Regions from separate parts of the Homo sapiens genome. Here region 2 is linked to region 1. The links are chromatin loops, found by intact Hi-C in ENCODE. Cell type or tissue: HepG2. All regions are shown on one strand. Links, peaks and the distances in the headings refer to the core of each region. The heading gives the core; the rest is flanking DNA.

Region 1 (9,996 bases), core at 1-8,000:
CTTAGCCCGAGTCTTCATGAGAAAAGAAGGGGTATGGATGGTTAGGAACCAAAAAAGGGAATCTGACCTTCTTTGGTGGGAGGGGAAGGCTGCGCCTTGTCCTCAACCACAGGGAGGATTTCTCTCCAGGGAGAGTTTGGAGCATAGAGTGGAGCCCACATTACTAGGGGGTGGGGCAAAGTCAGGGCAGGGAGTGGCAGGGACAAATGAAGGGGAGAACTGGAAACACACATCTTAGTGTTTGGCATTTATAATGGATCCTGTAGTGATTTTTACTTTAAATTTAAGGGTCTTTAAAACTTATGCTGATCACCTCTTTGGTTTCCGAGGTCATCTTGGTAAAGTGCAGTGTGTGTATTTTAGGTGCTCAAAGTGAAGCATAGCATAGGATACCCAGCATGAGCAAGGCCCTCACTAGCCGCCCAAGCCCGCATGGCTGCAGGGGAGGTGGGAACAGCAGGACAGAGCTATGGGAGAGTGACGGGAACTGAATTCACACCCAAGGTTAAGCCTTACCTCTCAGGACACCTTCTCCCTTGGTCCCCTAGCCTGATGCCTTCACCTTCAGGTAAGTTCCTTCCATTCCTCTCATCTCTTCCCACTTCTGGGAGCTCCTGGGCATTCCTGCTTCCAAATCCTTCATTATCTGTCACAGAACCACAGTGCTATCCTCAGAGTCACTAAGAACACACAGGCTGTAGTGCCATTATCTGGTTGACAATTCTCTTCCCCCCCATCAGTAGAGAAGCCTCATGAGAATGACATGTCTATTCCCCAGGGTCTAACATGGGGGTGCACATAGGTAGCCCTCAACAAATATTTGTGGAACCAATGGATGAATGATTTTAATGGATTGATGTCATATCTCTCTTTCCTCAGACTGGAAGCTATTTAAGAGAGGGCCTCTGTCTGCCACTACCATTGCTGTATTCCCAGCAGCAGTGGACTGACCAGCAGTAGTGCTGGGGATATATCTTTGGGTCATTGGTTCCATGAAGTGAAATGAGCTCCGCCTGCTGGAGTGAATCAGCCTTGGCAGAGATGGGTGTGGGTGGGAAGGAGGTCTGTCCCATTCTCTAGGAAAGTGGGCCAGCCCACCTGTGGGAAAGACACAAATAAAGGCTCTCTGGCGCATTGATCCTGAGCAGTCCCAGACGGCAGGATAAAAATAAGGCCACCTAATGTTGTACCAAGCATTTTATATAGATCATCTCATTTCATCCTCACGATGGACCCATGAAGTAGATGTGACGGTCATCTCCCTATTACAGAAGAGGAGACCCTGGGAGGTCACATGACTGGCCCCAGGCCACACAGGTAGGGGGCAATGGCACCACAACCACATGATATCACCTCTCAGAGTCCTGAGGATATTCTAGATGCCAGAGATTACGGGAGCCGGGGAAGGAATCTGAATGTGGGTTGGCACAGAGGGGATGGGCCTGGAAAACCTGGACTTATGCTGTTGTCAGTGGTGGTCACTGAGAGTCAGGAGGTGTGAGTTCCAGTCCCAGCTCAGCTATTTTACGTGCTGCTGGTGGTTCTCCCTTCCCTGGGCCTTGGTCTCCTCATCTGCATAATGGGATTATGCTGGCAACCACTTCACAGGTTGGTGCTGAGGACTCAAAAGTCCAGCACACAGGCAGGGGATCACCATGCTGGAGGGAAGGTACTTCCAAGTAATAAGAGGAATAAAGTGCGGGGTGAAGGCAACACTGAAAACTTGAAACCCCAGGACCGGAGGAGGGTGAAATAAAAACCTGTTTGGCAAAGACAGGCTCAAACCCCCATGAGCTGTCTGGCTGTCTGAGGGCTGGCTGCTGGAATCTCCCCAAAACCATCCCTCGGGGCTCCTTTCTGAGCTTCTCCAGAGCAGAATTGAGGTGTGGAGGAGCATGACGGCCTCAGGTCAGCACACTGTACCATGCACACAGGACGTATGTTTCTTTGGTTTTATTATTACAAACACACCATGGCTCTGTCACAATAGGGAAATCTAAGCTCTACATACCATTTCTTTTCTACCTGGACAGGGCCCCATAAAAGCCTCCAAGCCACGTGTAGATGTGAGACACATTTGACAGAACATTTCAACTCATAGCTTATAATGATGCCATTTCTCCAGCTGTGCAAGGGCTTTACAAAAACTGTGCCAGGACTTCCCATGAGGCTGGATTGCTTGATTCATGTTTTATGAGCCCCACAATACTGAAGCTCCTTTTCCAGGGACTTGGCATAGGCAGTCAATTCCACATTTGGGATAGGTCCTCTCTGGAAGTGAATGTCAGGCAGTGACATCCAAGTTTCTGCATGCAGTGGGTTAACAGCCATGTTTAGGGGGAACATGATTTAAAAAGTACATCTCTCTCCCTCCTCCCCCACATGCACAAGGCTCACATCTCATTATGGTGCGGCCCATGTACATTAAAGTGTGATACTTGGTTTTGAAAACATTCAAACAGTCTCTGTGGAAATCTGAGAGAAATTGGCGGAGAGCTGCCGTGGTGCATTCCTCCTGTAGTGCTTCAAGCTAATGCTTCATCCTCTCTAATAACTTTTGATAGACAGGGGCTGAAAAAGAGAAGTTGGTAACGTCAAATAGGTGCAGATCTCCCCATGTCTGTCTAGGACACTGTCAGAATCTCAAGGACCAGGGCCAAGCAGCCTCCTTCTGCCATGCTCTCCTGCACATAGCAGGTGCTTTGTGGTTTGTGAAACTTCACTCTTTACTCAAGGCCCGATGTTCTGGTTTTCTGTACCTATCAACTTGGAACTAGATCCTCACCATGGGTTCCTGCCAAGCCCTTTGCAATATTCCCAGACTTCCTAAGCTGAAAACTCACCTTAACCCTAAAAGGTTGTTACTCTTATTATCCTCATCTTACAGAGAAGGAAATGGGGTGCTCTGGGTCTGACCCCAAGTCACCCTGCTGTTCTGACTCCAAAGGCCAGGCTTCTTTTACTGCACCATGATGTTCTTATCTATATACAGCAGATGGCAGGCTTGGGCTTGCTTGGGGGTAAGGCCTAAACAGGTCTGCAATGACTTCAAACCCAGACCAGACTCACCTAGTCGCACAGACCTCTGGGAAGCCTGAAAGAAAACACAAGGTGTCAGGTTTTCTAGTGAAAGTTATACCTGCAACTGCTTATGACAATGGCTTTGCCCATTGCCACCCCTACTCAGAAAAAATGCTGGGGCGAGGAAGAGGAAGGGGAAGGTGGAACTTATAGGCACCAGGGAGTTCCTCAGGTGGCCTTGGCAGACATAAGTTGTGCAAGCCCCTATCAAGTGTGCCTTCAGGTGGACATTCCTAGGAGACCCCCAAGCCAGGCTTTCCCACTGAGACTACAGCCTAGAGTTGAGGGAGCTGGGGCTGCACAGAGGTGGCCTCAGGAGTAGAAGCTCAGGGCCAAGAATCCTTCTCGAGGGCACTAAGGAGACCCCTGTGTACAAAAGTAAAGTGACACAGTAAGCTCCAGGCCTCTGGGTTTAGGATGGCTCCCTGCAGCCTCTCCTCTTGAAGTGCAATCTTTCTGTAAGGCACTTCACATTCCCAAGAGGCTCCACCTGACCCGAAGTAGCAAAAGAGCCAAGTGGGGCACTGAGCACTGGGCAAGCTGGGGAGCAGGAAAGGAAGCTCAGAAAGAGCCAGAGAGGGTTTGAGAGGGAGGTGGGGCTGGGGCAAGGAAGGGATGGCTCCACACACATAGCGAGCCCAGTATCCCTGTATCCAGAATACATACAGTGCCCAGGAGAGCCCCAGCCTCACCCAGGATGGGCAATGCCATGGACAGCAGAAGAGTGACCCAGAGGCCCCGGCTCAGGGCAGGCCTGGCCACTGTAAGATGAACTTGGGATGGGCTGCCCTCTTGGGCAGATGGCTTCCAGAGCTATGTCTGTTCTCTCCAGCAGTGACTTCCCCATGATCTGAGGCTCAGAGGCCTCGGTGTGAAAGCCTGCGCTTTGGCCCATGAAAGCCAGGGAGTTGCCTTGGTTCTTTACTCTGAATTTGACACAGGCTGGGGCTGAGGATGCCTCAGTGGGAGTGGGGAGAAGTTTTAAGAGAGCCCTGGGGAGCAGCCAAGGAAGACAGGGGCTGGAGAGGCTCCTCTATGGCCCAAACAGAGGACCTGAGGCTGCTCAGGCTAGGCGCAAACCTAGCAGGCATCTTACCCTGGAAAACGCTGATGCTTGTTTGAAGATCTCAAGCGCAGAGTCTGCAAGTTCATCCCCTCTTTCCTGAGGTCTGTTGGCTGAAGAGGAAAGAAAAGGCAGGTTTGACCAGAGTGAAACCATTAGCATGTCATTCATAACAACCGTGACTGAGGGGCACTGGTGGGCTTTCTGGCTCACATTTCCAAAGACATGTTTTCTCCATAATGTTTCATAACTCATGGTAGAACTTGGCCCATGGGGAGAGAGCACCAAGAAAGGTGAATGCACACATGAGGAGAGGCAGGACTGAGGTTCAACTGCACTGGAGGCAAGGAACATACACTGAGGTGAGATGCTGTAAGAGGAGTGCTGGGAATCGCGCGGACAGCATCCACGCGAATACAGAAAACTGGGCTGTGTCCGAGGGGAGCTAATATAGCTGGGCAACTCCGCAAAGAGCAATGTGTCCTCACATTCCTTAGTGTGGTGCATTCAAAACCAACAGCTCCCAATTCACTCTGCAATCAGTCACATAGGCACAGTTTAACTATCACAATTACATGTTATTCTCATCATTGTTTAGAACAGTTTTTCTTCTCTCCACCAACTGCCACATGAAGAAAAGGACTGGCTGCAGAGTCAGTGGGGATGCGACACTTACCTGGAGGCTGCAGAACATTGGTGATGACATGGACCACGCCATTTGTGGCCATGATGTCAGGCTCGGCAACAGGCTCCTTGTTGACACTCACCACATTGTTTTTCTAAAAGAAAAACAGAGTAGTGGTTGAAAGTAGAGCATTTATTTATACATTTATATATTTATTTTATTCATTCAGCAAGTGTTTACTGAACAGTTTTCGTTTTTTTCCTTGTTCTTTGTTTTTGAGATGGAGTTTCAATCTTGTCGCCCAGGCTGGAGTGCAGTGGCATGATCTCGACTCACTGCAACCTCCGCCTCCTGGGTTCAAGTGATTCTCCTGCCTCAGCCTCCAGAGTAGCTGTGATTACAGGCATGTGCCACCACGCCCAGCTAATTTTGTATTTTTAGTAGAGATGTGGTTTCACCACGTTGGCCAGGCTGGACTTGAACTCCTGACCTCAGATGATCCGCCCACTTTGGCCTCCCAAAGTGCTGGGATTACAGGCATGAGCCACTGCACCCGGCCTACTGAACACTTTTCATATGCCAAGTCCTGTGTTAGACTGGGGATACTCTGGTGAATGAAACAGTCCCTGCCCTTGACAGACCTTCAGTGTGGTGGATTAATTCAAATCTCCTGTGTGGATTTAGCACTTTGCAATTTACATAATGCTTTTTTGTGTGATCCACTCAGTCCTCACAGCAGTGTATGATAAGGAGAGTAGATATTATTGTCCCATTCCACAGAAGAGGAGACTGAGACTGAGACTGAAGACAGGCGAAGTGCCTCTTTTAAGCTAAGTAGGTGGAACAGCTGGAAATGGAAGACAGGCTTCCTGCTCTGGGCAAAAGGCTCTTTCCATTTTGCCTGGGTGCCTCACTTAAGATTTTCTCATAGGAGGCCCACCCAGGGCAAATCTATCTCAGGCCTTCCTGAAGGGCCATGTGACAAACTCAAGGGGGTAGGAGGCACAGAAGCCTGTGACAGACAGGACCCCAGCATCTGAAACCAGGTGCGAGGAGATTCTTGAATGACCTGCTAAAGTCAAACAAGTCATCCCCGTGCCTACCTCCCTACATGCATATCTTCCTATGCTCCTCGTGAGAAACTGGTGAGCAATGGATGGCTGAAGACCAAGAGAGAGGAGCAGAGAGTAGAAGCCAGCCACACACTGAAGAGCGGTCCCTCCACAGAGGGGTCAGTGGCCTCTGCAGGTGCAGCCAGGGAGATTTCTGGAGCTCGGCTGGCTATCTGCTTTAGGAACACTCTTAGTGCAGTTACAAAGTTATATCATCAATGTGCAGAGCAAGGGAAGGCTCACAGAGCAAGTGTCAGAACTCAAAAAGCCTCTTGGGATGGTCTGGTTCATGGTACAACTCAGTGAAGCCCTGGGTTTGGGGGGTGGGATGGTGTGAGTACAGACTGATCTCTTCAGTCACATAACTAGTTGCCTACAACCTCCTTAAGAGAAGGAAGATCTAATAGCCTCTCTCAGATGCCAAATCAGATGCTCTATTCCCTTGTAAATCTGGAAGTTCTTACTCATGTCTAACTATGATCTCACTTGATTTCCCTGAAGACCCTCTTCTCTTTTCTCTTTTTCTTTGGACGAATTACACTCAGAGATTCGGGCTGCAACTTGAAGGTTGTGTGTGTATAATTCCATCCTGGGGGTGAGATATGTCCTGGAGCCCTGCCCTGGGGAAATTTAGCCAGCCTTTGATTTGCAGGACACTTACCAAGCTGACTTCCAGCTTGTCACCTTGGAGAGACTTTAGCCGCACCAGGGCCCCGATGCCTCCGCTAACCAGGATTTCATCACCAATGTGGTATTTCAGGATGTTGGCAAGTTCCTTGGCATCTCCTGCAGGTTGCGGGAAAAGGAGATAGAGTTAATCCCAAGAATGGTAATTAGCCTGGTCAAGGAGGGCCCAGAGGAGAAGATGTAAGTGGTCACCCCTGAAATGAAGAACTCCCTGCCCAGGGAATAAGCACTTATTAAGCTCCCACTGTATACTCAACGTTGTGACCCACAATCTGTCTAATGGTCAGAGGACACAAAGCACATGTTCATGACCACAAATCTGCCCCAGCAGTCAGTTGGCCTCTGGGTTAAATATGCTGTCTGGGATGCTGGGCTCCCTGGCTGCTGAGAAGGAGTTAATCCATACTCCTCTGTGAGTATGACTCATGTTTCCATGAGATAAATATTTGCTTGGAAAGCCAGGGACCTTTCCAGCACCGGCATCTGGGACGTTTCATCATCAGCATGGCTCCTGACGGTTATAACACAGTAGTGCAATATTTACACATTCTGCCCTCAAATGCACATTCTGTTTGAGATGGCTATTTCCTGAAGGGAGAACTTAAAAGAGTAGACAGCTGTACTGTGGAGGAGCCATGGAGCCGATGAGGTCAGGGCTGAGGGGGATATTCCCTCCGCAGCATCTCTCCTCGTCACGTCTCAGCATTCCTTTCAGCCCACATCAGTGTCTCCAGCAACTGGGGCAGGCATCTGGTTGCCCATAAAGGTGCAGAGGCATTTCCCAAATTAAGTGTGGGAGGTCATTCCGAAAGTTTCCAGCTGCCCTCTCATCTCGGATACTCCCATTACCAGCCAAAGGGCTAAATTTCCCCAGGGCTTATGAACAGCTATTTCCAGCATCTTGAAACTGAGAAGGGAGGAAGTTTTAACTTATTTTGGAGAGTTCACTTGGTTATTGACAAATCCACATGCCTGCCAGAGGATGGAGCCACTGGGTACCAACTGATTTTCAAACATCCACAACCTGGAGCTGACAAGGTTCCCCTTCCACAAAATATTGCCTGGAAGTACAGAGCCACACCAGCCCCTGGGGTGCATGGGATGTCCTTTCAATATCTCTAACACCTGTACCAACCTCTAACACTCTCTGTCCCCCAGGGGTGCCTCAGGCCTGGGGGAGGGTGTGTTTGGGAAGCTTTTCCCATCCCCCTCCTCAACTCCCACATAATTGAAAACAAAAAGAAAGCCAAGCTGGCTCAGGCCACTTGGGGAATATTCCATTCTTGCTGGACAGAGAGAGGATGAAAAGTTTATGTTCAGAATGAACTTCTCCCCTCTCCTTAGGAACATACGTCAGCATCACAGACACAGGCATTCATTTAGCAATAAAGAAAATTAAACAGGACACGAATTCAACTTAGAGCTGCCTGCAACCTGAACTTTCTATTCTGCTCTAGAGCAGGAAGGGAGGTGTAGACAATGTGGGCCCCAAGGTTTGTCAAGGTCCTTCCTCTTCCTCCTCCTTTTCCTTGGTCTCATCTTTCTGTGAGAGTGGAAGCATCTCTCACAGGCATGCATCTGAGCTAAACACTGCAACTCCCATTCCTGCTCCCCCCGCCCCCATCGTCATGGCTATTACTGACCAGGCTGTCTGCCTGGCCCTGTGTGTGGCATCCTATTTAATCCTCCCAACACAGGCTGCAAGATACTCTTACCTTCCTCATTTTTCTTAGCCACCCGTAACCACTAGATCCCCTGCCAAACATCCTCAACTAGATCTCTCAGAGCCATGACTAACTTCTTGGGAAAGCTTTTGTCTGGAGGGATAGTCAGTGCAGGTAACTGGCTTTATTATCACTGTGCTCATAGGTCTCCAGTGGGAAACGTGCCTCAGTGACTGGGCTGGTCGCAGCCACCCTTAATTCTTTTCTACTCCTCTCTGCCCGGTTTCCTGCCCAGGAGGCTGAGCTCTATGAACTGCATCAGTGGGCTCCCTCCTGCTCTCGCATCAGCCAACAAGAGACCCAGATGGCAACTGTCTGAGAGGGAGGCTGGGGCGCTGAGTGGTCCCCCTTGCATGGTTCTGACAGTGGCTGGCTGCACATGGCTCTGGCTGCTGTTCTGTGCCCTTGTCCAAGGCTCATGACCTCCCTGGTTCCTGCTCTCATCCTCCCATTCCCCCAGGCCTAGGGGTAGTAAAGGCTTCCCAGGGTTGCTAGTCCCTGGTTGGCCTCATCCTTTGCTAGTTCCTTTAGTCCCGCCCACTCTTTCACTAATAGTCTTGTCATAAAATCCCTTCAAGTCAATCCTTGATGTGCCAACTGTTTGCTGCTGGGGCCCTGAGGGATCACTACTTTAGAAAAATGGAGACGTGTACTTAAGTTGGTCTTTACCCAAGAGTCTGCTCCGTTCTCTTGGTGGCAGGGCTCGGAAGGCTTCATTTGTGGGAGCAAAGACTGTGTAGACTCCTTCCCGGTTGAGGGTCTCCGTCAGTCCTGCAGACTGGATGGCAGCTACCAGCATGCTGTAGATACACACACAGAAAATGTCACCTGTCAACAGGTATTTTCCTTAAATACCTCACCACGCTGAGAGGTATTTTCCTTAAATACCTCACCACTGAGGATAGTAGAGTCCAGGCCACTGGAATGCACACACCTTGGTTTTCATGCCCTCCGTATGCACAAAGAGGGAGTGATTCCAGGCTCCAGCTCTCTCCACCCAGCAAAAATGCTAAGCTCTGTTAAATGGCCAGACGTCAGAGGCCACAGGAGAAAGGAGGGAAAAGAAAGGGCAGAGGTATGGCTGACCCAGAGACTAGCTGAGCCTCCAGGGATATGATTCTGGGAGGGCAGAGGGGTGTGGTCTCCAAGCCCTTGTGCAGGTGGCTGAAGTCAGTGACAGGGAAACATTCAATATGACAGCACCCCAAGGTGAATGAGCAAGTCAGAAATGGAGATAGCCGGGCAAGAAAACAAACTCACAAGGGTGCTTCAGTTGCAATAAACAGATACTGCGCAGAGAGTGAGAGGCTCATCGTGCACTGTAAACTATGTGCTCTTGGCTCACTTGGAGCTTTACAATGAGAGGGTGATGTTTTCCTTGCACTTCAGTCATAAAAATGTAGTCCCCCCTCCCTGCTTCCCATGCATGTGAAGATTACACTCTTAGAAGTAACCCTTCTTCCCAATGTAAGCTTTCAAGGCGACCCTTGCCTTTTCCCCATCCCAAGTCTGGAAGGTCGCAGCAGTGCACTGCTAGTGTTAATTGAATCCCCAAGGTAGAAGAAAGCTTGACAAATAGCTGGGGCCCCACATCCCACTCCAGCATGACCACTGGGCAGAAGCTCCACCCGGGGATGGAACTAATTACCTAAAGCGATTGTCTCCCTTCAGGACATCCATGACAGTCCCCATTGGGGGGGTCAG
Region 2 (11,611 bases), core at 1,964-9,963, 130 kb after region 1:
CAATTATTGTATTTTATCTCTTTCAAAGAAGGAAGTATCACATTGCGATTGTCCTTAAAAAAAAAAAAAAACATGGGAGGTCTGGGAGATAGTAAAACACAATTAAAAGCATAGGTCTAGATAAGTCCCTACTCTGCTACTTACTAACCATATGATCTTGTCAGAACAAATTACTCTAAGCCTCAGTTTCCTCATCTCCAACAAGAAAAGTACCTATATGATCATTGTGAGTATTAAAGTGCCAGCAGATAGTTTAGTTGCAGTCTGTGTTGCTATATTAAATTGTCCAGTGCAGTTTTCTGAACTGTTTTCATTACTTAAGTCAAAGCACAATTCTAACAAAAACTCAAATGATCTGCAACAATTTTCAGACGACAGCCAGGACACAGGAGCTCAGAGAAGTTAGATATGGCAGGGACAAAGTCTTAGTTCAAGCAACACACCTGATCCTCTCCAGTAAAGCAGACAGGGAATGAGCATTCTTACCCTCCAAACAGAAATGATGAATCTCTAGGTATTAGCCAGCTTGGGACGCAATTAAGTTCCAGCAAATTTGAAGTCCAGATACGTCCAAGTATATATGGTCATCTTGTACGTATATTTTATGTAAGAATACAAAGTATTTTAAGTATACAATTATTTGAAAGGCAAAATAATGGTAAGAGTGGTTCTGAACTTTATTGAACTTTGGTTAACTATATAACCCTCCTTTAACCCCTGCAATGTTAGGAATGTACACATGAAAGATTCAGTGTCATAATTGAAACATACCTTGAAATCTAATAAAATATTTATGTGATAGGTAAATATCTCTGTCTTGTGATTCACTCTGTCTGATGTGACACATTTCTTAAGCACAACATAGAGTTGGATCCCAGAAGCAGGAATGACCTATAAAGTCATTGAACAAAATGAAAAATCATCTTTAGGGTTTGGAAAATTGAAATGAAAAGCAAAAATAGTTACAAAGCTGCATCTCAAGCATCAGGCAAAAGAGCTACTACACACATTTCAGTCTGACTAAACCAGTTACATGCATGACTTAGGCCCTGTCCAGCAGTACTACGTAGACTATGTGAAACTGCTGACTACCAAGAATTCAAAGCATGTGCTATTTTAAAAGGCCCGATCTACTACTCTTCAATGCTAACTCCTTAATGCTGTAAGGTACAAGAACAGATGCTGGATTCTAAACTCTGATGTGGAGCACAGTCATTGACATTTTGCTTGCAACCGTTTCATTTGGAAATCAACAAAATGGATAAATTTTCACTAAGTTTTTATAAAGAAGTTACCCTTAATAGAATCCTTTACTTGAAAACCAGTGATGCTAACATAAAACAAAGACATCACTCAAATGCCAGGTTAGAAAACTACCTTGCAGTCCTTAACAGAGGGACTGTGCTATATATTAAATCTCATTGTATGTGGCATGGATTGTTAAAATTATTTAATGATATCATTAAATTGCCAATTCACTGATAGTAGAATTGCAATAAGTAATTTAAGGTATTATATTAATACCAGTAACTTGTTAAAAATAATATTTTAATTTTTTTTAAGTTGTGTAATCTTCCGAGCATAAAGATTATGCTCATCCACAAATCAAACACTTCATATGATTTTATAGCTATGTACATTGTAAAATATATTTTAGACAAATTGATCTTTATTAGCTTGAAAACGTTAATCTAAACATTCTAGCTTAAAGATATGTGACCATTTAAAAAGTCGATCATTTCTTTTTCAAGCTTTTCTTACCTAAGGAAGGCTTCCAGATTAGAGTTCACTCTGAACCATGAAACGAAGCAATGGTTGCCGTGGGGTACTCACCAACCTCCATTTGATTTCACTTCCTATCTTGGTGAAATACCACAAAAACACATTCATCAGAATACATAAATAAACATTCAATAATTTCTATGCTTAGGCTCTTTATATATCACTCTATATATTGAAGGATTTTGTTAGAAATTATTGATTCTGAAACTATTTTTTGTTGTTGTTCATTGATGAAACCTTGTCTCTACTAAAAATACAAAAATTAGCCAGGCATAGCGGCGGGTGCCTGTAGTCCCAGCTACTTGGGAGGCTGAGGCAGGAGAATGGAGTGAACCCGGGAGGCGGAGCTTGCAGTGAGCAGAGATTGCACCACTGCACGCCAGCCTGGGTGACAGAGCGAGACTCCGTATCAAAGAAAAAAAAAAAAAAACCACGCAAAAAAACCTAGCCCTGCCGGGCGTGGTGGCTCACATCTGTAATCCCAACACTTTGCGAGGCCGAGGCAGGTGCACCATTTGAGGTCAGGAGTTCAAGACCAGCCTGGCCAACATGGTGAAACCCCATTTCTAAAATTAAAAAAACTTTTTAAAATTTTTTAAAATACAAAAATACAAAAATTAGCTGAGTGTTAGTGGCGCATGCCTGTAATCCCAGCTACTTGGGAGGCTGAGGCAGGAAGGCAGCGGTTGCGGTGAGCTGAGATCACACCACTGCACTCCAGTCTGGGCAACAGAGTGAGACCCTGTCTTAAAAACAAAAACAAAACAAAGTAAAACAAAACAAAAACAAAACAAATTCCAAAAAATTAGCATGGTTAGTGGAAATCTTGTTATGATTCCCAGGAATTATTCTTGAGGCTTTACCAAGGCTATGGATCAAAGAGTGAATGGACTCTGAGAATCTGTATTTTAATTAATGTCTATAGAGAGATACTACAAAAAATGTGAGGGAATTCATGACTACAATTATCTGTTTACAGGCTGTGTAAATCTTCCAGTTCCAGATTTTAGTAGCACATAATACCACCACAGTTATAGTAAAGAGGCAGACATGAGTGATTTTTATTATTTTATCATTCCCATATGAATATAGTTGGACTAGTCTGCTGTTAATAGAATATATGCTTCATATTTAAAAATCATTTCATATATATTGATAGAGATGGCATTGATTCAGTCATACTCTTTGAGGTTTGCCAAATTTCAGGAAAATGACTTGTCAGAGCTAGCAGGAAAGTCTATGGAAACTGAAGAAAATAGTAATATAGGTCTACAGCAGGATAAAACTCACACCCTTGGCATCATGAATAAATGTCGTAAGGTAAACATAAATAAATACATTCTACTACTTTTGTAAACCAAACTCAACTACACAGAGGAGTTAAACATGGCAACCTATTAATTTACTAAACAGTTCCCTTAAACCTCTACTGTCTACCCCCTGTTAATTTTCCATTTCTCTCTGAATCCAACTCCTAAAGCAGAACTGGGGAGGACAGGCTAGGGGAATGTATTTGAGCTCACGATCTACCATTTGATTTCCTCACTGCCACCAGCTGTTACACTGTTTTCCAGATAATGTCACGGTTGGCTGTCCTTCCTTTATTCCAGATGTAGAGGGAAAGGAACTCCAGGGCACACTTTCAGTGAAACACCAAAAATAAAAGACAAGTCGAGTTACTAGTTAACTCAAATCAGATGACACACAATTTTATTTACTGCAGAAACTTTTCTCCTGAGTTACACTTATGGCTAATTTCTGTGCCAATAGGCCATTCTTCATGTGAGAATACTGACATAATACTGACATATCAATAGGGAGTTGCTACCCAAGACCAGTAAGAAGATGGTGCACCACTACCTATCTCAGATCAGTTCACTGAAGTCTTCCGAATCAGATGAATTACTTCCCTGGTTGCTGAAGGAACATGATGGCTCTCATAGTCACGAGAATTTTGAGGACAGGTAGGGAACAAAACCAGAATACAGGACTCCATCAAGTGATAAGCCATTCTTCCAAAAAGGGAGAAAAGAGCAAGCTGGACACGGATCTTCAGCACAATTCCAGAGTATGAAACAAGTTTATTAGCATTGAGGAGCTCCACTAACCACCTTAACTCAAATGCCTTTTTTGATGTGTTTTCTAATTTGGTAGATCAGGTGACTACGTGAATGGGATCCTCTAGAAGTATCTAAGAGATTGCCACAGTATTCTTGAGGGCAAGATTATCAAAGAAGATGAGATGAAGACTGTCTGAACATCCACAGCCAACTCACTAAAGGCCATGGAAGCAGCTCTCTTCTGCACCATCACTAGGTTCTTCCAGATTGGTGAAATGAATACCCAGAAGTGACTTTCAACAGTTTCAAGTTTTCAGTGATCACAACAATAGAAATAATAGGTGAATACCACAGATAACAGAACATAGATGCAAAATTATCTGAAAAGGGTGGACAAATTTGTTGGGAGCAGCAAAAGTAAAGGGAAATAATTATTAAATGTCCTTTATTTAATCTCCTTCCTAAAGTTTCATGATAAGCAATCAGATTGTTGCCCCAGGCAGACGGTCCGTGTTAAGGAGCCTGGAATCCTACTCACCAGTGCAAGGGCAGGGGAAGCATGGCCTGGACAGGAGGGCTGAAGCCTCGCGCTCCAAAACACGTAAAAACACACAGTTTTCCAACAAAAGAATGGAGCAACACCTCTTTCTACTAAATATAATCCAAGCAAAGGACAAAACATAATTTGTTGGAGACGTTGTCAAACAGATTTATGTACTTTGCAGCCCATAAGACTCTAAGTTCCCTTCTAAGTCTAAAAGTTACAATTCTTTTTAAAATATCAAATCAAATAAAAATATCACCGAGATATTAAGGAGACAAAACATGAAAAATATTTATGTCAAATATTTCCTAAAGCAGTGGTTGCCATCTTTGCAGTGTTCTGGCATTTTGTCACTGGTTTAGCAATTTTCTACACTCAAGTCTCTCTGTGGTACTAGGACATATCTACTTAAAAAGAAAATTTTTACTTCCTAATAAACATAATATGTATGCTTATTTTTAAATAAATCATATGAAAACTGAAGTTTTCCAAATATATGTAGATTGAAAACACCTTTGGAGACGCAAGGGACAAAGCTGAACTGGGCAGTTTGTGAAAATCCCTGAATGGGGGGCGCCTAGGGCATCTGTTTCTCTCTCCACATCGACCCCAAAGTCGCGTCTCTCCGACTCTGGAAGCGAAAAGCGAGCGGACAGCAAGCCAGGCCCTCCGCGGGGAGGCCTTCCGAGCCAGGGAGAGCCCGCCTCCGGATGGGCATTCTAAGGGGGCTAACAACGAACACAGGTGTTTCCAGAAATCATTTCTGCAAGATTTTTCTGGGAGAAAACAATCATCATTTCTTATTCAATTTATCTTGGAAGCGTCTTAAAAGGCACACTCGCCAAAGACAAAGACGGTACACCTTAAAGCGCACAGGTGAGCGCTTTCAGCTCGCCAGAAGGCTACTTTTTGACATTTGTGGCAACTATAAACTCCGGTGAACTTAACTGCAAGCAGTCATGCAAAAAGCAACCTCGGGTAGCACTGATCACTGGACGAACGCCGCCCTTTCTAGGCTCACTCCACCGAAGAGCCAGACGCGCGGCTCATGGGGTGGCCGGGTGGGCGCCCGGCACTGCAGAAACCCAGCCCAGCGAGAAAGCGGACGCCCGGGGGCTGCGAGTCCTCACTGGCGGCCCGAGCCAGGCCCCGCTCACCCCGGCTTCGGGGGCGGCCGGGCCCGGGCCGCGGGAGGGGTCGCTCCAGGGGGCGCTCAGCCGCCCGAGACCGCCCCGACGTGGCCCAGGGCGCGAGCGCACGCCTCCCGGGCCCAAAGAGCGAGCCCATTCCGCCCCACGTCGCCACCGCCGGCGGTGCCCCCGCGACACCCGAAAAATGTGCTACCTTTAAAGGGTTTCCGCGCGTGCTCAGCGTTCGCGGGCCGGGCCAAGGTGCTGGAGTCCGGCCGTCCGGTCGGCGCAGGAACACGCCCGAGCGAGGCCGGCTCCGCGCACTGGAGGCACAGGAGCGCCTAGGCACGGGGGTCCGCGCAGACCGCAGCCGCCCAAGGCCCCGCCCCGCCTGGCCCCGCCTCGCGCCCGCTCCTCAAAGGCCGCCTCCCCCAGCAGGCCGCGGCGATGGCGCCCACCTGGCGCAGCACCAAGTCACGCACGGCGATCTGAGACCCCAGCCGCTCCTCCCGCAGGGGCGGCGGTTCCGGGAGCGCCCCTTAGGTGGCATGTGGGAGGCTTCCTGCCTGCTGGTCTTCAGCTAATTCCCCGTGGCCACCTGCCTGTGACTCCACACAGGCATGAGCCAACGCTTGTGGTTTCTGGGACTTACTCCCGATGAAGGGCGCCCCTTTATCAATGCACAAATGCAATGGGGTTTCGTTCTTGTTGCCCAGGCTGGAGTGCAATGGCGCAATATTGGCTCACTGCAACCTCTGCCTCCTGGGCTCAAGCGATTCTCCTGCCTCAGCCTCCCAAATAGCTGGGATTACAGGCATGCACCACCATGTCTGGCTAATTTTGTATTTCTAGTAGAGACTGGGTTTCTCTATGTTGGTCAGGCTGGTCTCAAACTCCTGACCTCAGGTGATCCGCCTGCCTTGGCCTCCCAAAGTGCTGGGATTACAGGCATGAGCCACCGTGTCCGGCCTCATTTTCTTTTCTTTCTTTCTTTCTTTCTTTCTTTTTTTTTTTTTTTTTTTTTTTTTTTTTTGAGGTGGAGTCTCGCTCTGTCGCCAGCTGGAGTGCAGTGGCTTGATCTTGGCTCACTGCAAGCTCCGCCTCCTGGATTCAACAGATTCTCCCGCCTCAGCCTCCCGAATAGTTAGGATTACAGGCGTGCTCCACCATGCCCGGCTAAGTTTTTGTATTTTCAGTAGAGACGGGGTTTCACCATGTTGGCCAGGCTCGTCTTGAACTCCTGATCTCAAAGTGATCCACCTGCCTCAGCTTCCCAAAGTGCTGGGATTACAGGCATGAGCCACGGCTCCCGGCCCCAGCCTCATTTTCTTAATGGTGTCTTTTGAAAAGCAGAAGTTTTGATTTTGATGAAATCCAGTTTATCAATTTGTTTTTTTATGGATCATTTGTTTGATGTTAAACTTAAGAAATGTTTGTCTAAGTCAAGGTCACAGTTTCTTTTATATTTTCTTCTACATGGTTTATAGATTTAGATTTTACATTTAGGTCTATGTTCTATTTGAGTTAATGTTTGTGTATGCTGCAAGATAGAAGTCAAGGTTTATTTTTTTCATGTGCAAGTTGTATCCAATTTACCTAGCACCAGTTGTTGAAAAGGCTACTCTTTTTCTCCATTAAATTGCCTTTGCACTTATGTGGGAAATCAGTTGTCCATGTATGTGTAGGTATATTTTCAGACCCTCTGTTCTATTTCGTTAATATATTTTCCCATCTTTACACCAATATCGCACCGTCTTGATTTCTGTAGCTTTATAACAAGTACTTGTATTGAAATCACATAGTTTTAGCCCTCTAACTTGTTCTTCAAAATTGTTTTGTCTATTTTGTCTATTCTAGATTCTTTACATTCCTGTATGATTTTTTTAGAACAAGCTTGTCAATATCTACAAAAATATTGCTGGGATTTTACTGAAGATTGCCTTGAATCTAGAAATCAACTTAGGGAGTATTGGCATCTTTACAATGTTGTGTCTTCGATAAACATGATTGATATAGCGCTCTATTTACTTAGGTCTTCTTTAATTTCTCTCAACAACATTTGCAGTTTTCAGGGTATAAGTCTTACACACATTTTGTCAGGACTATTCTTAGATATTTCATAGTTTTTAAATGTTATGGTAAATAGTATTGTTTTTTAAATTTTAATTTCTATTTGTTTGTTGCCAGTATGAAGACATGCAATTGATTTTTTATATTGGTCTTGTATCCTACAACCTTGCTAAAATCACTTGTCAGTTTTATTAATAGAAATTTTTATTAGAATTTAGTATATTCCATTGGATTTTCTACATAGACAGTCATGTTGTGTGCGAACAAAGACAGTTTTTCTTTCAATATAAAATGCATTTTTATTTTTTTCTTTCCCCATTGCACTATATTGCCGGTACAGTGTTAAATAATTAACATTAATAAAGAGATATATCAATGACATTCATTGGTTTGAAGACTCCGTATTTTTAAGATGTGAATTCTCCCCAAACTGATTTCTACATCAAGGTGAGAACAGACACTTTTGTCTTGTTCCTCATCTAAGAGGGAAAGTGCTTCATCTTTAATCATTGACATATTGCATGGATGTGCATATTGCATAGATGCTCTTCATCAGATTGAGGAACTTCCGTTTTATTCCTCCTTTGCTGAGAATTTTTAGATGAAGAATGGATGTTAGATTTTATGAAGTACTTGTGTGTGTCAATTGAAATAATCTTATTGTTTTCCTTTTTAGTTTATTAAAATGATGGACTACATTGACTGATCTTCAAAAGTTAAACCAACCTTGCATTTCTGGCAAAAGACTTATTTTATCATAATTTATTATCCTTTTTACCTATTGTTTGAGTCAATTTCCTAAAATTTTGTTTAGAATTTCTGCATCTAGGTTCATGGGGGATATTAGATTGTACTTTTCTTTTTTAGTAATATCTTTGTAAAATGTTGATATCAAGTAATACAAGCCTCATAAAGCAAGCTGAGAAGTATTTCCTCCTATTCAATTCTGGAAGAGTCTATATAGAAATGGTATTATTTATTCTGAAATGTTTGGTTGAATTCACCAATAAAGCCATCTGGGTCTGGAGTTTATTTTGTGGGAAGGCTTTTAACCAGAAATTCAATTACTTTAATAAATTTAGGGCTATTTCTTCTATTAGGTTAGTTTATCTATTTCTTCTTAAAGGAGCTTTGGTAGTTTACATCTTTAAATAAATCTATCCATTTCATCTGGATTGTTAAATTGATAGACATAATATTGTTTATAATATTCTCTTATTATTCTTCTAATGTCTGTAGTATCTATAATGATGTCACTCTCTCATTCCTGATGTTGGTCATTTGTATCTACACTATTTTTTATCTCATCAGTCTGGTTTAAGGATTATCAATTTTATTGATCTTCTCCAAGAACCAGCCTTTGGTTTAATTAATTTTCTCTATTATTTTTCCTGTTTTATATTGCATTGGTTTCTGCTGTCATCTTTATTTCCTTTCTTTTGAATTTAAATTGCTATTTATTTTCTAGTTTCTCAGGGTAGAATCTGAGTTCATTGATTTGAGACCTTTCTTCTGTTCTAACATAGGCTTGCAGTGCCATAAATATACCCATAAGTACTGCTTTAGCAGCATATTGTCAACTCCTAAACTCAGGGTGTCCACTAAACTTAGTCTGGATTCCCCCTCTCTGTGTAGCAGACTAGACATTCTTTTAAGGCAATAAAATAAGGGTAATCATAGGACTTATCTCATTTATTTCTTATCTCTTGGAGATCTTTGTCTTTTGTTGCCTGATATCTTGTTTCTCAAAAGTGTTGGGGCTCTGAAAATGACTCCAAAGCGAAGACCTTAGAAGCAGCCTCAAAAGCAAAGTTTCTCTCTGATCTTTTGCCCTTCTATCTCTCACCCCTCATTCTTCCCTGAGGCAAACCATAGAAACTAGAATTCCTCTTCCCCAAGGTAGGTCATAGAAACCAGAACCCTTTTCCCCCAAAGCCAGCCGTAAAACCTAAAAGTGTTGCTCTAACCTTCCTCTGCCTTTTTGGGTAACAGCTGGCTATAAAGAAATTAAGATTCCAGAAGGGTCCTACCCTATACCCAGGAGGAAGAAATGCTACAATATTTCTTCCTCAGGAAGAACCTAATCAGACAGACCTTGCTAGGTTTTTCCCAATCAGCCTATTACCATTAGCTCATAGCCTTTTGTTCATCTAATTACATTTCTATACACTGTCCCTGCTTCATCAAACCTAAACAAAAATCAGATAGCTCCCCTGTATCTTTGGGTCTTCGTTCTGAAGATTCCCATATCACATAAAGCTATGATCAAATAACTTTGTTATGCTTTTCTCTTGTTAACCTGTTGTCATAGGGATGTTGGCTGTGACCTATATAATGATGAGGAGGAAAAAAATCATTCCCTTTCTATTCCTACAAAAGTCATTGTTTCAAATACTTTGTGTGTTTTTGTTGTTGTTGTTGTTGATTTTGTTCTTTGGTTGTTTTGTCCCGGTTTTGTTTTTTTGTTCTTTTATGCAGAGAGGGAATTTATTCCCTATTTCTCTATCTTGGTTGTAATGAGAAATCTCTTCCTCACTTAGTAATGGCCAAATGAGCAATCCCCTTATATGGAAACATTGCAATTCTTTAACCTTCTTCTATTGCTGAACATTTAGTTTTTACTATTATAAAGTAGGCTGTGAAAATCCTGTATCTTGGTGCATTTCTGTGAATATTACTGAAGAATTTTTCTAGAATTTCAATTATTAGTATAAATATGTTGGATTTTGATGGAAAGAGCCATATCTAAAATGATGTCGGTCAGATAATTATGATATACTTTACAATACAGGAATACACAATATGCCATTTGTGATACAAAAAAGAACATCTCTGTATAGTCCTTTCAAAGAAAATATTATTATTAAGCTTTGAGCAAACAAAGATTTTGGTTGTTTAAGTCAGAATAGGCTAGGTTATGCTGAAATAACAAACACCTGTGATTTAATGCAAAAAAAAGTTTATTTCTCAGTCATGCTACACTTCTATCACACTTCAGCTAGAAGCTGTCATCCCTGTTGTGTTCATTCTGAGACCAAGGACGTTAGAGCAGCCACTGTCTGGAAAATAGTCTGTGACCATGGGAAAGAGACACTGAGGTACATACACTGCACCTTAACTTCTAACTGTATGTCAATTCTGTTCTTACTTCATTGGCCAAAGCTAGCTAAAATGGCAACACCTAACTTAAGTTAGGTAAAGAAGTGCAGTCCTACCTTATGCCTGGAAGAAGAAACCTGGAATGTTTGGGAACATCTGTACTGACTGTTACAAGTAAAATTGTGCAACAAAAATCACATCAAAAATATTTTCACACATAAAAAGATGTCTCTGTTTTGGTGGGGGGGGGTGGGATGGGAGGGTGGAGGGGGAGTGCATGTTGGACATTTCTGGGAAACCCTCAAGACAGCTTTAACTTCTGACACCAACTTCAGAGCTTGTGGATTCTCAAGATCAACCTCAAATGTGATAATTTGTCAGAAGGACTCACAGAACTCATGGAAAGCTGTTATATTCATGGTTGTAGTTTATTACAGTGAAAGGATACAGATTAAAATAATCAAAGGAAAGAGAGGCATGGAGAAGAATGCAAAAAAAAAAAAATCCATATGTAGAGCTTCCAAGTGTCCTCTTCCAGTGAAATCATGAGCAGTGCTAAATTTCTCCAGGCAACAATGTATAGCAATACACAACAGAGTACTGTCAATCAGGGAAGCTCTTTCATGTTTTGGTTGGAGTTTGGTCACATAGACATGGTTGACTGCCTGTGTGTGGTTGCTCTTTAGTTTCCAGCCTTCCCCACCCCTGAGGTCAAGGTGATATCACGTAGCCCAAAACCTCCACCATAAACTACATTATTAGACTGTCCCATGTGGCCCGAGGTTCCCAGGTAAACAAAGACACTCCTATCAGGTAAGACACTCCAAGGACTAAGAGATCACCTCCTAGGAGCTAAATGCAAAAGTCAGACCTTTGTTTGGGTAAGGTTAACTCTTTACTACACTAGGATCAAATTGTATTTGACT

Evidence for each region. Hi-C counts contacts between places; a loop is a spot of excess contacts. Peaks named below come from ENCODE experiments on the same cell type or tissue, not always from the same donor. Only the 100,000 strongest peaks of a DNase experiment are listed, where the experiment ranks them.
Region 2: it touches region 1 in a loop (13-fold over the local background); 76 of 110 quality-filtered maps call a loop at or near these places.

What each region holds. Positions count from the first base shown.
Region 1 is chr5:136,055,761-136,065,756 of GRCh38, reverse strand. It overlaps TGFBI (transforming growth factor beta induced), which reads right to left. Exons shown (of 17, transcript NM_000358.3): 11 at 9,941-9,996; 12 at 8,962-9,092; 13 at 6,543-6,667; 14 at 4,821-4,923; 15 at 4,178-4,257; 16 at 3,070-3,094; 17 at 1,939-2,571. The coding sequence ends at 2,531. Among named protein-coding and RNA genes, the nearest start is that of TGFBI, 32 kb to the right of the region's middle. RefSeq lists a silencer at 2,980-3,079. In HepG2, for the core only: CTCF peaks have their summits at 1,018, 3,014 (motif pointing right) and 7,542 (motif pointing right); DNase peaks (open chromatin) are centred at 3,016 and 7,076.
Region 2 is chr5:135,924,600-135,936,210 of GRCh38, reverse strand. It overlaps the pseudogene FBXL21P. Among named protein-coding and RNA genes, the nearest start is that of LECT2, 25 kb to the left of the region's middle. In HepG2, for the core only: CTCF peaks have their summits at 5,575 (motif pointing right) and 6,071; a DNase peak (open chromatin) is centred at 6,030; H3K4me3 peaks cover 2,312 bases; H3K27me3 peaks cover 410 bases.